2 separate regions of the Homo sapiens genome follow, and region 2 is linked to region 1. A link is a loop called in an ENCODE intact Hi-C map of the cell type or tissue named here. Cell type or tissue: endothelial cell of umbilical vein. All regions are shown on one strand.

Region 1 (8,000 bases):
AAAAACAATGTTGGTCAGGGCACGATGGTTCATTCTTGTAATCCCAGCACATTGAGAGGCTGAGCTGGGAGGATCTCTTGAGCCCAGGAGGCTGAGGTTGCAGTGAGTTATGATCATGCCACTGCACTCCAGCCTGGGTGATAGAGCAATACCCTGTCTCTAGAAAAAATAAACAACGAAAACAAAATTGATGCACTAAAGCTAAATTTATCAGATTAACAGTAATTCTAGGTAGCCTCACCTTGTGTCAATATCTGTATTCAGTGCTAAATTGAACAAAAAAGAAGAAATTCCCAAAAGGACCCACTGCAGCTTGCGTCCCTAACAAACATTTGATGAGGAAGGACCATTGATCATTATGTGCTTGAGATACATCCAGTCTCTGCCTTCGAGAAGCTCCAAGTCAAGTGAGACAAGTAGATAGAAAGGTGTCACATCTATTATCAAATCTTTTGCAAGCCCCTGCAATGGCTCAACTGTGCTGTGGATATCAAGTCCCCAGGCTGTACCGAGGCTTGGGCCAGAGTCAGAGAGGAACCGTGTCTCCACAAGATCAGCACATGGGGGCCTGGGAAGAGAAACTCAGGATGAAGAATTCTGGGTCAACTGCTCCTCCTCAGTGGCAACTCCCCTGCCAGCAAGGACTTTGAGATGATCGGTTGTCTTTTAAAGGATAGTGACGTTCCCTTGTACTGCCTCTACCTCTCTGCTTATGAAGTCACTACTCTGCCTTGAATATCTAACTTTGAGTAGATTCTTAGGGAAGGGATTTGGAACCAGATGAGAGAGAAAGACAGTTATAGATGGGTCTCAGGTCTCCAGAGTAGTTCCACATTTGAAGGTCTGTTCACTGACTCAGTTCTTGTTGAGTTTGCTGAGATGCTAACAGCAGGTTCCACACAATGTGGATTCTACAAGATATATTTGCCTGCCATCTCCCCACTTCCTTCAAAAATCAATGAGTTTATTTAAATACCTGTTTCTATAAAGCATCGGTTGACTTATTTCTTCAAACAGGAGAGATCCGGAGAAGGAGAAAGGACCATAACATCTCCCCTTCCTAGTATATCACAAATAGAACCATGAAGGACATAGAACCCAACCGAGAACCCAGAAGTAAGCCATGGTAAAGATGAACTCTGGAACCCTTTGACAAAGGAAAGGTTGGGGTAACTTTAGAAGTAGAAGCTTATGAGAAAAAAACAGAAGAACTCAGGTGTCAAGGCAGAATAGTCTGGGGCCATTTCGTGTCATGCAATAGTTGTACACACCTCCTTTGTCTCTGGGGATATCATTTTATTTCAGTATTTCACCTTACCTGACATTCATAATGAGGACCCTAAGACACTGAGGAAAGGTTAAATTGTATGCCCCTTTACATTCAAGATATATTCATTTTTAAAAACTTCTTGTTTTGTTTTGATTTGATTTATATAGCTGGATGCATAATGGTAAGTTTGAGCTATCTAGAAAATTTCCCTGGAACACATACTCTTACATTGCTAGATGAATAAATTATTAATGTAACTTATGTAATGTAATACCTAATGTAATGTAATGTAAAATAGACAAGGAGACAAAGCTATGACATATCAAATTTTTTTCCTTTAATCAGATTTAAGACTAGCCTACTTCAAAGTTTAAGGTTAGAAGAATTTTACTTTGCTAATGGAAGTGGACTTCTTATAGAAGAAAAATCACTTTTTTTGAAGATAGAAATAGATGTTATTGTAGTCATTTATGCAGTGAAGTATCTATTTGTCACATTTTAAAAATCCCGGTAGCAATTTTTTCTTGGTAAATTTTAAAAAGATATATTAACATTTTTCCATATGTCTGATCTGCAAGGTTGTTGGGGTATTTTTTTTTAACTTCAGTTTAATTTCTTGGGAAATTTTATATTTTGGGGGGATAAAAAGTCCCAAGACATTTTAACTCAGATGATGGAAAACTAAAACGATTGGCCCTTTTAAACAAGAGCACATATTTTGTTTTAAAAGAAATACTTAATAGGAAATGAATTCCCATAAAACCAAAGGTTTTTAACCTATAGCACTGGTACAAGAAATACATCATGGGATATAGACCTTTTTATAGCAGAGCCCTCATCTGAAATGAGTATTAGTTATTAGTCAGTTTTAAAGAGCATCATTTAACGGAGGTGTTTCCTTTCATTTGTTTGTTTGTTTGTTTGTTTGTGAAATCCCCCAATTAACATTCTCTATTGCTTGGAATGTTTGAGGCTACAAGATAAATCCCACAGTTACCTATGTTTTTTCAGCTCGTTTGTGGTATACAAACTCAGGATTTAGTTTCTCTTCCTATGTGAATCATGAGAAAGGCAAGAGTACAGCACTTTTTTTTTAATTTTTAAAACTTTTTATTGTGAAAAATTTTAAACATACGTAAACACATTGTAGTAGTATAGGGTAAAGATTTTCTTTTTTTTTTTTTACAGCAGTTTTTAATATATTTTTTTCACTGATAAAAGGAAGTCATTCCCAAACTAGCCTCTCAAAGAATATTGATATTTGTGCATAGAACTAAGATATCCTGCTCTTTAAAAATCGTATAATGATGACCTTTTCACAACTCAAAGAGAAATTTAGGTTAATAATAGTGTCTTCTTTGTTGGTTTTCACACGGGTATTTTTTTTTTCTTAAAACTTTGACTCTTGCTATAAATTGTGCATAGGCCTTTTTGTCTACAAGAAATCATTTTTTTATTCAACACAAAAGATTATATTTAGTTTCCACATGTTTACTAAATCAATATTTCATGGTATTCCATGAAAAGACTCATGACTTCTAGAAACTAAACCACTTGAAATATTTTGAGAACCACTAATATAACTCTTTCATTAATTAATATCAAGCATTTTGGCCAGGCGTGGTGGCTCACATCTGTGATCCCAGCTCTCTGGGAGGCTGAGGTGGAAGGATCGCTTGAGGCCAGGAGTTTGAGAACACCCTGGGCAACATGGTGAGACCCTGTCTCTATGAAAAAAAAAAAAAAAATTGGTCGGGTGTGATGGCTCACACCTGTGGTCCCAGCTACTTGGGGGACTGAGGCTGGAGCCCAGGAGGTCAAGGCTGCAATGAGCTGTGTTCATGCCACTGCATGCCAGCCTGGGTGACAGAGTGAGGCTGTCTCAAAAAAAAAAAAAAATTAGGCTGGGTGTGGTGGCTCACACCTGTAATCCTAGCACTTCGGGAGGCCGAGGTGGGAGGATCACGAGGTCAAGAGTTTGAGATCATCCTGGGCATCCTGATGAAACCCTGTCTCTACTAAAAATACAAAACTTAGCTGGGCATGGTGGTGTGCGCCTGTAGTCTCAGCTACTCGGGAGGCTGAGGCAGAAGAATCGCTTGAACCCGGGAGGCGAAGGTTGCAGTGAGCCAAGATCGCGCCATTGCACTCCACTGTGGTGACAGAGCGAGACTCCGTTTCAAAAAAAAAAAAAAAATTAAGCATTTGAGTGCGAATGTAGCACCTTGATATGAGTTTGCAGGTTTCCCTACCCCCCCAGTGTGACTGTGTCTGGAGATAGGACCTCTAGGAAGTAATTAAGGTTAATTAAGTTCATAGGGCTTGGAACCTTAACTCAACAGTACCATGGCCTTTTAAGAAAAGAAAGATTCTAATCAGATATAGTGGCACATGCCTGTAGTCCCAGCTACTCAGAAGGCTGAGGCAGGAGGATGACTTGAGCCTAGGAGTTTCAGTCCAACCTGGGCAACACAGTGAGAACCCATGTCTTTAAAAAAGCAAAAAGAAAATGAAGATTTTCTTTTTCTCTTTCTCTCTCTCTCTTCCATGTGAAGACACAGCAAGAAGGCAGCCATCTGCAAGCCAGGAAAAGAGCACTGATCAGAAACTGACCATGTTGGCACCCTGACCTCAGATTTCCAGCCTTCAGATCTGTGAGAAAATAAATTTCTGCCTATGAAATACCCAGTCTATGGTATTTTGTATGGCAGCCTGGGATGATGACAGAGGGGGAAATGGCAGCCACGTATGAGTCACACAGAAGCCACAGGTCTGGAGTGTTGGAATACAGCCAGCAAAGTTCTCATCCTTCCCCAGTCAAGATTGCTTTTTCTTGTGTCAGTCAGCATGAGAAACATTATGCTACAGTGACAACCCCAAAATCTCAGTGGCTGACAAAGTCACTCTGTCCCAGGGTGCCAGAGGCTCCATCTCAACATGTGCTTTTATGATCGTAAAGACAGCCAGGCACGGTGGCTCATGCCTGTAATCCCAGCACTTTGGGAGGCCGAGGTGGGCGGATCACCTGAGGTCAGGAGTTTGAGACCAGCCTGGCCAACGTGGTGAAACCCCGTCTCTTCTAAAAATACAAAAATTAGTCAGGTGTGGTGGCATGTGCCTGTGATCCCAGCTACTCAGGAGACTGAGAGAGGAGAATCACTTGAACCCGGGAGGCGGAAGTTACATTGAGCCAAGGTGGTGCCACTGCACTCCAGCCTGGGTGACAGAGCAAGACTCCATCTCAAAAAAAAAAAAAGAAAAAAAAGATTGTAAAGACAAGGAGAGAGGATGTGATGACTCATGAATGAACTGGCCCTTAAAGCATTTTCCCAGAAGTGTATACATCTGTTCACATTTCACTGGCCAGAGTAAATCACGTGGCCATGCCTGGCATCAGCATGGGCAGTAAAATGCACTCTTATTATGTGCACAACAGAGAAGAGGAAATAGGTCAGTGGGCCACACTGATGACTCTCCTCCAGGAGTGTAGTGTTGGGGATGGCCTGGCCATCACAGTGACACACTACGGTCAACGTGACGGGATTCAGGAGGTGAGCTATGGGACAGAAGATGCCTAGATTAATTTTCCCAACCCCTGGGGCACCACAGAGAATACAAAAGTGTGTTACATCTTTTCCAATAATTTTCAGTGGAGGTGATTATGAAGACATACACAGGAAAATAAGTAATAAAAGGCCAAGAGTAATAAAACATCAAAATGAGTGACATGCATATATTGAATTATGCAATTTCATAGAAGATGGAGATTACTCTGCCATAAAATCATTAAGAAAAATTCCATAGATGAGATAAAGGTTTAAATACAAGCAAGCTTAGATACAGTAAGAGAGGGAAGAGGGATGGGCACAGTGGCTCACACCTGTAATCTCAGCACTTTGGGAGGCCAAGGTGGGAAGATCACTTGAGCCCAGGAGTTCAAGACCAGCCTGGGCAACATAGTGAGACCCCATCTCAGAAAGGAAAAAAAAGGTAGAAAGAGGATTCAAGGCAGGAAAATGGCAGGAGGAAAGGATTGGAGAGTGAATTTGGGGGCATGTTCAAAAGGCAAAAAGGAGACAAGCCAAACTGAATCAGAAGTTTCTTTGTAGGAATAACAGAATTTGAATTCTGCTTTATAATCTTTGAAGGTCATGTCCTGTGTCTTTGTTTAAGTAGGCAGTGGTGTGCAGATGTTTGCATTTCAGAATAATTTTTCTGGTGTAAAGCATGTAGGCAAAGATGAAATAAACCAGAAAAAAGAAGTCAATTTATTACTATACAATAGCCTATGTGATGAGCACCTGGAAATGAGTGTTCATTATAGGAACTAAAAATAAAGTATGATAACTAAAAAAAATTTAAGATGAATCAGTGGGTTTACTTTAGGACTGGTGTGCTCTGTAAAATGAGGGGGAGAAAAGGCAAAGATGAGGTCAAGGTTTGAAATGTAAGTGATCCTCACTAAATTGGGAAGGAGACCAAGGGAACACACAAATCTCTCCACATTCTAAGACAGCATCTAAAAAATCCTCTTGTTAAGATTATAGTGGGAACTTAGGTTACCAAACTAACAGGATGGAAAGGTCTGCTTATTTAAATGATCAAATCTTACAAGAATGCATCAATTACTAAGGTAAATTTGAGCAGACATTTGATATCATTTATTTTCAGAAGCATGGGTCTACATTTATTCTGTGAGATTACCTTCTAACTGAAAATTTTCATTCAAAGCTTTCTGGTTTCATCAGAAAAAAAATTTTCAGTAGCATGGTCACATAAGCAATATATCCTGAAGATTTATATCCTCCTTGAACTTATAGGCCAGAGCAAATCTTTAAGTGATCCAAATAAAATACAATCAGAAGGTTAACACATAGAAATATGTTTCTGTATCAAATTCACCTTCTGAATAAATTTCATTTGTTTTAACTCTTTCAGATGGTAAAATTGATGGAAAATCAGTATTCTTCAGTGGTATAATCTAAAACAAGATATCCTTTTAAAATGCTCTTTGCAATAATTTTTCCATTGCATAGAGCAGCAATCACAAGTATAGCAACTACTTCTATCACTCAGTAATTTTGGCAAGCAGTACCAGCATTCTCTGAATAAAAAGAATTAATCTGAGTCATTAGATCACAGTTCTATATTCTCTTTTATCTGAGCCTTTATTCATTGTTCTATCTCATTGGAATTGATCTCTACCTGGTTAACGATCCACATTCTATCCTGCTACTTAAGGGCCTGCTCTAATATTATTTCCCTTTTTCTGAAATTTTATTGCATTTGCTGTCTTCATACTTCATTTAGACTTGTCATTTTCTATGCTTATTACTTGTTTGCTTTTCACTAGTGCCTATGGAAAAATCTTCCTCCAGGATAGAGGAACAAACTAAATGACACCTCCTCTAGGCAGTTCCAAATAGACCCAAGAAGGTGAGACATTCTGCAGTTCATCTGGCCATGGTAGATGCTCAGATACACACTGTCTCTTCAATAAGACAATATCATGAAGAAAAAGACTCTGCTGTATGAAATAGTGTCTATGATATATAACAGGGGCATTTCGTGGTCCTGGGTTAGAACCTTACCTGGACAAGGCAGGAATAAAGGAATTTTTTAGGAGAAAGGTGAGAAGAAAACTTACGGACAGGAAAAGTTGGAGACTGCTCACTTAAAGAAGTAACTAACAGGCCAACACATGCAGTATGATCTCCTAGGAAAAGAGATTTGGAAGGATAAACGCTAAGAATGTAATAGTTATAATCAATGGGTCACAGGTCTCTTCATTATCTTATATTTGGTTTCTCTGCATTTTCTTACATTCTACAATCTACCCATACTGCTTCTATAATAATAAAAGGTTTTTAAAAATTTTTTTAATTTTTATTTTTTTACAAACAAGGTCTTGCTATGTTGCCTAGGCTGATCTCAAACTCCTGGGCTCAAGTGATCCTCCTGCCTCGGCCTCCCAAAGTGCTGGGATTATAGGCATGAACCACTGCACCCTGCCAGCAGTTATTATTTTTAAGAGATACAAATCTCCCTGTATTCCCAGCTCTCCTATCCCTGACCCATACCTGCTCACACTCCCACATTACATGTTAATTACACAAAGGAGTCCAGCCAGGGAGCTGGGAGAAATCCTAGGTATTTCACTTTCCCTCACCCACCACAGATTTTACCACCTAAATATTTCTCCAATCTGTTCATTTCTCTTCTCTACTACCATTGACTTTGATCCAAGCTTATTACCTTTCACTGAGTGTGAAGAGTTTGTTTTCCAGCCAATCTCCCTGCCTCTCATCAGGTTCTCTTCTCCACCAGAGTGAGTTAAAATGGCAACATCATTCTCTTACTTATAATCCTTCAGTGGCTCACCATAAGATATGGTCCATGCTCACTATGGATGGGCTGGAGATCTCTTCAGGACCCTGCCCATGGGGATGTCTTTCATCATACCTTGCTCCACACTGTCCTAAGCTCTAGCATTACGGAGCTCCACGTAGCTCCCAGCACACTTTACACCCTGCTCTTTTTCTCAAGTGTTTCCCTATGCATAGAAAACCCACCTCTCTCTCCTTTGAATGTCCTCTTCTTTCCCTTACCTACAGATGGCAAATTCTTATAATCCCTCAAGTATTATTTCTCCAGCAACCCTTCCCTGACAGGCCCTGGCACTTAGGCTGAGTGTCCCTCTTTATGTGTTCGAGGTACTGTGAAGACTTCA
Region 2 (8,000 bases), 78 kb after region 1:
TGCTACACACTACACAACTAGATGTCATGAGAACTCACTGACTATACAGTACCAAGGGGGGATAGTGCCAAACCATTCATGAGAACTCTGACCCCATGATCCAATCACTTTTCACCAGGTCCTACTTCCAACATTAGGGATTACAATTCAACATGAGATTTGGGTGGGGACACAGATCTAAACCCTATGAAACATGTAGAGTTGGGAGTTCACCGAGTATATGCTTAAGAGCAATCTCAACCATAGAAGTAGATGAGAGTGGGCAGAGTAAGAAGAGAAGGCTAAAGATGGAAGCTGAAAGAGAATCACATTTAAGAGGCAAGAGGAACAAGTAGGGCAAGGGGCAGTGAGGACTACCCAGAGGAATGAAAGCAGAAGTAAGAAAGAGCCAGTCTTAGAATTAGAGGAGGGAAGAGTTTCAAGAAGGAGGAAGTAACCCCCAACACCAAACATAGCTAACAGGTCAAAAGATAAGACACAAGAAACACTCAATTCAAAATGACATATGCTGTGAGTGTTATGAATTACTTTTCCTCAAAGGATTATTTGTAATGATGTGTGTATGTCTTAAAATTCTTAAAGTTAATATGGCATAAGTTTCAGGAAGGCAATTTATAAGGCTAAAAATCCAGACACAGTGTCCATTTTGTATTTGAATTTCTACTTTGAATGATTTTTAAGCCCCATTCAGATTCTTGTCCTCTTCCCACAATGCTATTTGGCCTCTCATTTCTATGCATATGTGGAATTGGTTATTTTGGTAATTTTTATTGCCACTCATATCAGTAAAGAATACCAGTATAGGTTAAGTCTAATTTATTCCCGTATTCTACTTAACTAAAATGAAACGTTAACCCCAATTTTTTTAAAGGCTAGAATAGCTAATTAAGCAAATGGGACATGCAAGATCCCTATTACCAACTGAAAATGTTGCTGCCAAACCTGGAACAAATTCATTCATTTGCTAAATAAATGTTGATTATTGAGCTGATCAACTAAAACATGTTTAGAATTACCTCTGGCTTCTGTCTTTCAGAGAATTATACATAAAAGCATTCAAAAGGGAGGAAAAATTAAGCAAGAAAATACTCTATGTACCAAATGTTAAGGATGCCTTTCTCTTCCTCTGTAGTTTTTTTTTTTTTTTTTGGTTTTGTTTTGTTTTGTTTTGTTTTGAGATGGAGTCTTGCTCTGTTGCCCAGGCTGGAGTGCAGTGGCACAATCCCGGCTCACTGTAACCTCCACCTCCTGGGCTCAAGAGATTGTCCAGCCTCAGCCTCCCAAGTAGCTGAGATTACAGGCGTGTGCCACCATGCCTAGCTAATTTTTTTGTATTTTTAGTAGAGATGGGGTTTCACCATGTTGGTCAGGCTGGTCTCAACCTCCTGACCTCAAATGATCCACCAACCTCAGCCTCCCAAAGTGCTGGAATTACAGGCATGAGTCACCGCACCCGACCCCTTTGTAGTTTTCTAATGTTGAGCTAATCATGAGCACAATTGTTTGCCAGTTTCTCTCTTCTTAGTCTTTTAAACAACTATTTTATTAAAAGGATTTCAGATCCGTCATTTCATTTTATTATATTTTTAATTAGAAATGAACTGTAACAAAATAGGAAATGCAGTGAACTAGTCTGACTTCTGCCTATAACCAGGTAGATATAGGTAATTTTTTTCTATAATTTTTATTAATTGAGACTCTAGCTAAAGGTTTGATAGTTCTATTTTGATATATACCCTTTTTTTTTTTTACCATAGGTGTATTCCTTAAAAGAGAATCTGTAAATTTACTGCTGAATGAAACTTAGAGATGTTTTTCTCCAGACCGTCTATGCACAGATGAACAAATGAGCCTTCTGCAGATTAAATAATTTACCTAAAATTACAAAGGTTTAGAGACAAAACTAAGACAAGACCCCAACTCTACAACCTCATGCTCTCCCCTACGAGTAAATACATGAGTGTATTTACAGTAACATGTAAATGAAATTTATTAAATTTAGTGTTATTTTAATCTAATAGGATAATCCATTCCTAAGAAGAATCAATTTCTAAACAAAGAAAGCTTTTTGTAATATTAACAATCTTTGTATGTCACTTTGAGATACTGATTGAGTTGTTTATTTGTTTTACTGAAGCACATCAGAAAAAGATTATATACTATTTGTATTTCACAAAGTCTCTTTGGAGGAAATTCAATATTTATATTCAACCAGAGATTCTGATAACATAATTTAGCAACAAAAATGTTAATGAGAGCTTGGGGTTATGGCAGGTAATACTCCATATCAATGTAATGTTAGTCTTTTTTTTTTTTTGAGACGTAGTCTAGCTTTGTCGTCCAGGCTGGAGTGCAGTGGCATGATCTTGGCTCACTGCGACCTCTGCCTTCAGGGTTCAAGCAATTCTCCTGCCTCAGCCTCCTGAGTAGCTGGGATTACAGGCGCCCACCACCACTCCAAGCTAATTTTTGTGTTTTTGGTAGAGACGGGGTTTCACCATGTTGGTCAGGCTGGTCTTGAACTCCTGACCTCAAGTGATCCACTCACCTCAGCATCCCAAAGTGCTGGAATTACAGGTGTGAGCCACTGCGCCCAGCAAATGTTAGTCTTTTACGACATGAATGGATTGTAAAAATAGAAACAAATGTGTCCCCTCCCTGCATCTACAGCCTTGTGAAGTGACTTCACAGCTTCCCCCATTGGGAGGTAGAGTCTGCTTCTCCACTCTTAATCTGAACTTGACCATATGACTGGCTTTGGCCAATAGGACATTAGCCAACATGACACAAGTAGAGACTTGGAAGGCACTTGTACGTTAGAACCTGCTCTCCTGCAGCTCCTGGGGACTCTTCCACCACCATGTGGAAATGTCAGGCATAGTCTACCAGAAAATGAGAAACTAGGTGATGTGGTCCCAACTGAAACATGAGCTATCCCAGCTGAGCCCCAGCTAGCTCCCATTGTAGCTGGAAGTTGACCACAGACCTGTAAGTGAGCCAAGCCAAGATCAGAATAACTCAAGAGCAAAAGAAATGACTGCTTTTTGAAGCCACTAAGTTGTACGGTGGTTTGTTACACAGCAAAAGCTAACTGATACAGGGAGAGATAACAGAAAAAAACCCTTCAGAGATATATTATTAATGTTTGATAAATGAGGCTAAATGGGAAAAAAAGATTAACTTTCTTATCTAAGATATGAAATTGAAGTATAGTGAAGTCCCACAATTTTCTCAAGGGTCATTTTGTTTTGTTATTTTTTTTTCTTTTTGTGTGTGTGTGTGTGTGTGTGTGTTTTTTGAGACAGAGTCTTACTCTGTTGCCCAGGCTGGAGTGCATTGGCGTGATCTTGGCTCACTGCAAGCTCTGCCTCCCAGGTTGATGCCATTCTCCTGCCTCAGCCTCCCGAGTAGCTGGGACTACAGGGGCTCACCACCATGCCCAGCTAATTTTTTGTATCTTTAGTAGAGACAGGGTCTTACCATGTTAGCCAGGATGGTCTCGATTTCCTGACCTCGTGAACCACCCACCTCAGCCTCCCAAAGTGCTGGGATTACAGGAGTGAGCCACCGTGCCCGGCCTAAGGGTCTTATTTTTAATATAATAAAAATTGGGGGCAAAACATTCTAAATATCTTAAGTACCAGCTATGTTCTAATTACTGTTCTGTAACTGTTCCAGATGACCTGAAATCCTGTGGTTCTATCAGATTATTAAAAGCTGATTTGGATTTTTGTATGTTGATTGCTATCGTAACTAAAAATTCTAGATCATCTAGGCCATAGCCAGTTGCACTGTGAAAGGGTCAAAGAGAATGCTCCCTTAGTTGAGGGAAGATGTTACTACATCTACAGTGACGAAACTTTAGTTTTCATTGTTCTAAAATTACAACGGAAATATGGAGGTTTATCCTTACTGATATTTTGAGTATTTTAGAATCTATATATTCCATTTATCTTTTTATGGAGCTTGGAGATTCTGAGAGACATGTGAAAACCTAAATGTTACTGATTTTCAGTTATTTTAAACAAAATAAGCATTATCAAGAAAGTGAAAAATGTAAACTAGCAAGAATTTAATTGTAGGTTATCTATCTGTAGCAATCATACATTCTACTTTGAATGCTTTTGCATATTGAACTCTCATCCTCTATTGACCACTGAGGGCCATACAACTGTTAAGTAACAATGCGAAATTCCTGGCTATCTCTGTAATTTAGTTAAACAATCAACTAATATTTATGCAGAATCATTAACTTAACTGGGAAAGCAGGTTTCATGATGTTACACACTCTGAGTTGAAGAAAATTGTCCACCTTTGCAATCCTAAAACATTCAACATAGCAATGTAAAAGTGTAGGCAAACAGCACTGGGTGAATATAAACTTTGAAGATGGATTAATTTTTTTTCCACATAGGGTACTATATTAACAAAAAAGGTGCAACATAGTAGCCACTGGATAAGGAGTCAGATTTAGGGTGAGAGGTCACATTGTATTACGTGGGAGTGATTCCAGAAGTGCATGGAACTCAGAGGAAATGAAAACAAAGAGCAAATGCCTGCGTGTCCTGAGTCAGCCATGAGGGTGATTAATAGGGAACTGCATTAGGAATAGTCCTCACAGCTAAGCTCCTTGTTTGTCCTCTTGTTTTATTTAGCACTGGGCAACACTGTCTTTATTTTATTTATTTATTTATTTGTTTGTTTATTTATTTATTTATTTGAGATGGAGCTTCACTCTGTCACCCAGGCTGGAGCGCAGTGGCACTATCTCGGCTCACTGCAACCTTCGCCTCCCAGGTTCAAGCAATTCTCCTACCTCAGCCTCCCGAGTAGCTGGGACTACAGGTGCCCACCACCATGCCTGGCTAATTTTCCTATTTTTAGTAGAGACAGAGTTTCACCACGTTGGCCAGGCTGGTCTCAAATTCCTGACCTAAAATGACCCGCCCACCTCAGCCTCACAAAATGCTGGGATTACAGGCATGAGCCACCGTTCCCTGACCAACATTGTCTTTTTTTTTTTTTTTTTTTTGAGACAGAGTCTCACTCTGTCACCCAGGTTGGAGTGCAGTGGTGCAATCTCGGCTCACTGCAACCTCCACCTCCCGGGTTCAAGCTATTCCAGCCTAAGCCTCCCGAGTAGCTGGGATTACAGGCGCGTGCCACCACACCTGGCTAATTTTTGTAGTTTTAGTAGAGATGGGGTTTTGCCATGTTGGCCAGGCTGGTCTCCAACTCCTGACCTCAAGTGATGCACCAGCCTCACTCTCCCAAAGTGCTGGGGTTACAGCTGTGAGCCACCACACCTGGCCACTTTGCAGATATTCTTATCACCCTCTTAGAGCATTTATGTAGGTGAAGAGGCCCAGGATAGCCTCCTTTAAGATGAGAGACCATGTGGAGAGACAAGCCCAGCTAAGAGTCAGCTCCAACAGCCAGACACATGAGTGAGGTTCCAGTCGAGCTCCCATGTGACTGCAGCTGAATGAGTGGTCCCAGCAAGACCAGTGGAAGAAACCTCCAGCTGGGCCCAGCCCAAAGAGCTGACTCACTGAAATATTACACAATAATATGGTAGCTGTTTTAAGCCACTGGGGTTTGGAACAATTTCTTATGCAGCAATATATAACTAATGAATACAACTAAAGTACATTTGAATGGCAAACATAAAACAAATCCAGTGTTGCTGTTTGCAAGAGTTACAAAAAAAAAATACAGGTAATTTGAAAATAAAGGGACAACAACATGCTACCCAAAAAGCAATATTAAAACAGAAAATAAATCGAAAAGGTAAACATTTCAAAAATAAAGATATTTTATACTGGTAAAACGTACATCTTACCAGAAAGGTACAAAAGTCATATACCTTTATACACTTAATGATGTAGTTTCAAAACATGTTAAGTAAAAACTGTTTTACTATGAAAGGACATAGGATAAAACAACTTGGAAGTAAATAAATTTAAAAATAAGTGAAAAATATAGAGGATTACAGTTACACAATTAATAAACCTAATTGAAGAGTTATGTTTTAAGAAAATCTGTGCCAAACATATAGGAAAATGCATTAAGTATTCTTATTTATCTTCATTTTTATGTATTATTCCCAACATAAAAAATACAGAGAATCATATCTCAACATATACCTGCCACTGAGATTTTTTTAAAGGTTAACTTTTTTTGCGTATGTATTTAGATCTTTTGGCTTTTAGAAAATAAAATGCTACAGATACAACAACCTTTATTATCACATTTACCCCTGTCGCTCTCTAAAGGGCACAACTATTCTTATTAAAATGATAAATTTCCCACCCTGTTTTTATACTTTTTTTACATATATGTGTTTCTGTAATTAATATGTAGGTTGATTTTTTTGTTGTTTTTTTGGAGACAGGATCTCTGTCACCCAGGCTGGAGTACAGTGATATCATCTTCACTGCAGCCTTGAGCTCCTGGGCTCAAGGGATCCTCCTGCTTCAGTCCCTCCCGAGGGACTAGAGGCACTCACTACCATGCCTGGCTAATTTTTAAATTTTTTGTAGAGACTGGGTCTCACTATGTTGCCTAGGCTGATCTCGAACTCCTGGCCTTGTGTGATCCTCATGCTTTGACCTCCCCAAATATTGGGATTACAGGTGTGAACCATGACGCTTGGCCTATTATGTGCATTTTTAAGATTTACATTGTGCGGGGGACGAGGGGAAAGAAACCTTTTTTCTCTACCCTCTTAGTTTTGGCATCTGGGGCCCAGAAAAGTAAACTGACATAGAGCATCTTAACAAAAAACAATAAATTTGTAGAGAAGTGAAAAGACTAAAGGAAAAAGGGTTTAGGTTCTTAGGGGTGGCAAACTACAAGAAGGTAAGTATATAGGGGAAATTAATGAAGGATGAGGATTGTTTTATAAGGTTTGTCATACAGATTCCTGTCTGAGCTGATACTTGGAGTCTAGAGTCATCTCTGGTGACTAAGACTTCTGGGGATTAAGAGTGGTTCTCTTTCTGATAAGGGAGAGGGAGACACCTTAACAAATGGGAATTTATGTTCTGCTTTAAGTCAGATAGGAGAGGGCACAGAGCTTTATTTTCTTATGTCTACTGCCCTCTTAGCTACCTTTGGCTCAAAATAATTCTTATGCCACAATGGCATATTTTCAGCTGGCATGTTCTGATCCCCTACAACATAAAATTTTAAATTTACATAAATATATATCTTTCTGCAATATTTTTAAAATTCAAAATAAAATAGCCATGCTGTATTCACTTGAAAGCATATGATGAAGTTCATTCATTTTAGCTGCTGTGAAGTATTGAATTCAGTGGTCCTGTCTCCTACTACTGACCGCTTAGGTTGCTTCTAATTTTTTGCCATTATGTAAGCCCGCAGTGTACACCTTTGTATACACTTTTGTGGATGGATGTAAAAGCATTCCCAGAAAACTGGAATTGCTAGGTCATAGGTAATACAAACCTTGAGCTTTGCTAGATATTGCCAAACTGTGCTAAGAAGTGGCACCAATGTTATCACCCTATAATGTAATCACCAATGTATACTCCAGCAGTGGCTGAGGGTTCTGATTTCCCTATATCACGACCACCAGTTTGTATTGTTAAACTTTTTAAATCTGCGCCAATTTGCTGAAAGTGATATGGTATGGTTTAGTCTAGAACTGGCCAGGTAGGTGGCTCACACCTGTAATCCCAGCGCTTCCAGAAGCCAAGGCAGAAAGATGGCTTGAGGCCAGGAGTTTGGGACAAGCCTGGGTAGCAATGAGACTCTGTCTGTACAAAAACACTTTTTTTAATTAGCCAGGAGTGGTGGCATGCGCTTGTAGTCCCAGTTGCTTACGAGGCTGAGGCAGGAGTATCACTTGAGCCCAAGAGTCTGAGACTGTGATGAGCCATGACTATGCTACTGCACTCCACCCTGGGTGACAGAGTGAGATTCTGACTCAAAAATATAAATAAATACAGTAATAGAATGCTAAGTTAATAACGGCA

The links. Hi-C counts contacts between places; a loop is a spot of excess contacts. Peaks named below come from ENCODE experiments on the same cell type or tissue, not always from the same donor. Only the 100,000 strongest peaks of a DNase experiment are listed, where the experiment ranks them.
Region 2: it touches region 1 in a loop (2.0-fold over the local background); 2 of 110 quality-filtered maps call a loop at or near these places.

The regions. Positions count from the first base shown.
Region 1 is chr10:22,813,156-22,821,155 of GRCh38, reverse strand. No RefSeq gene overlaps it. Among named protein-coding and RNA genes, the nearest start is that of PIP4K2A, 100 kb to the right of the region's middle. In endothelial cell of umbilical vein, no CTCF peak of the experiment used is centred here; DNase peaks (open chromatin) are centred at 3,995 and 4,645; H3K27ac peaks cover 1,680 bases.
Region 2 is chr10:22,735,291-22,743,290 of GRCh38, reverse strand. No RefSeq gene overlaps it. Among named protein-coding and RNA genes, the nearest start is that of PIP4K2A, 25 kb to the right of the region's middle. In endothelial cell of umbilical vein, no CTCF peak of the experiment used is centred here; a DNase peak (open chromatin) is centred at 4,540.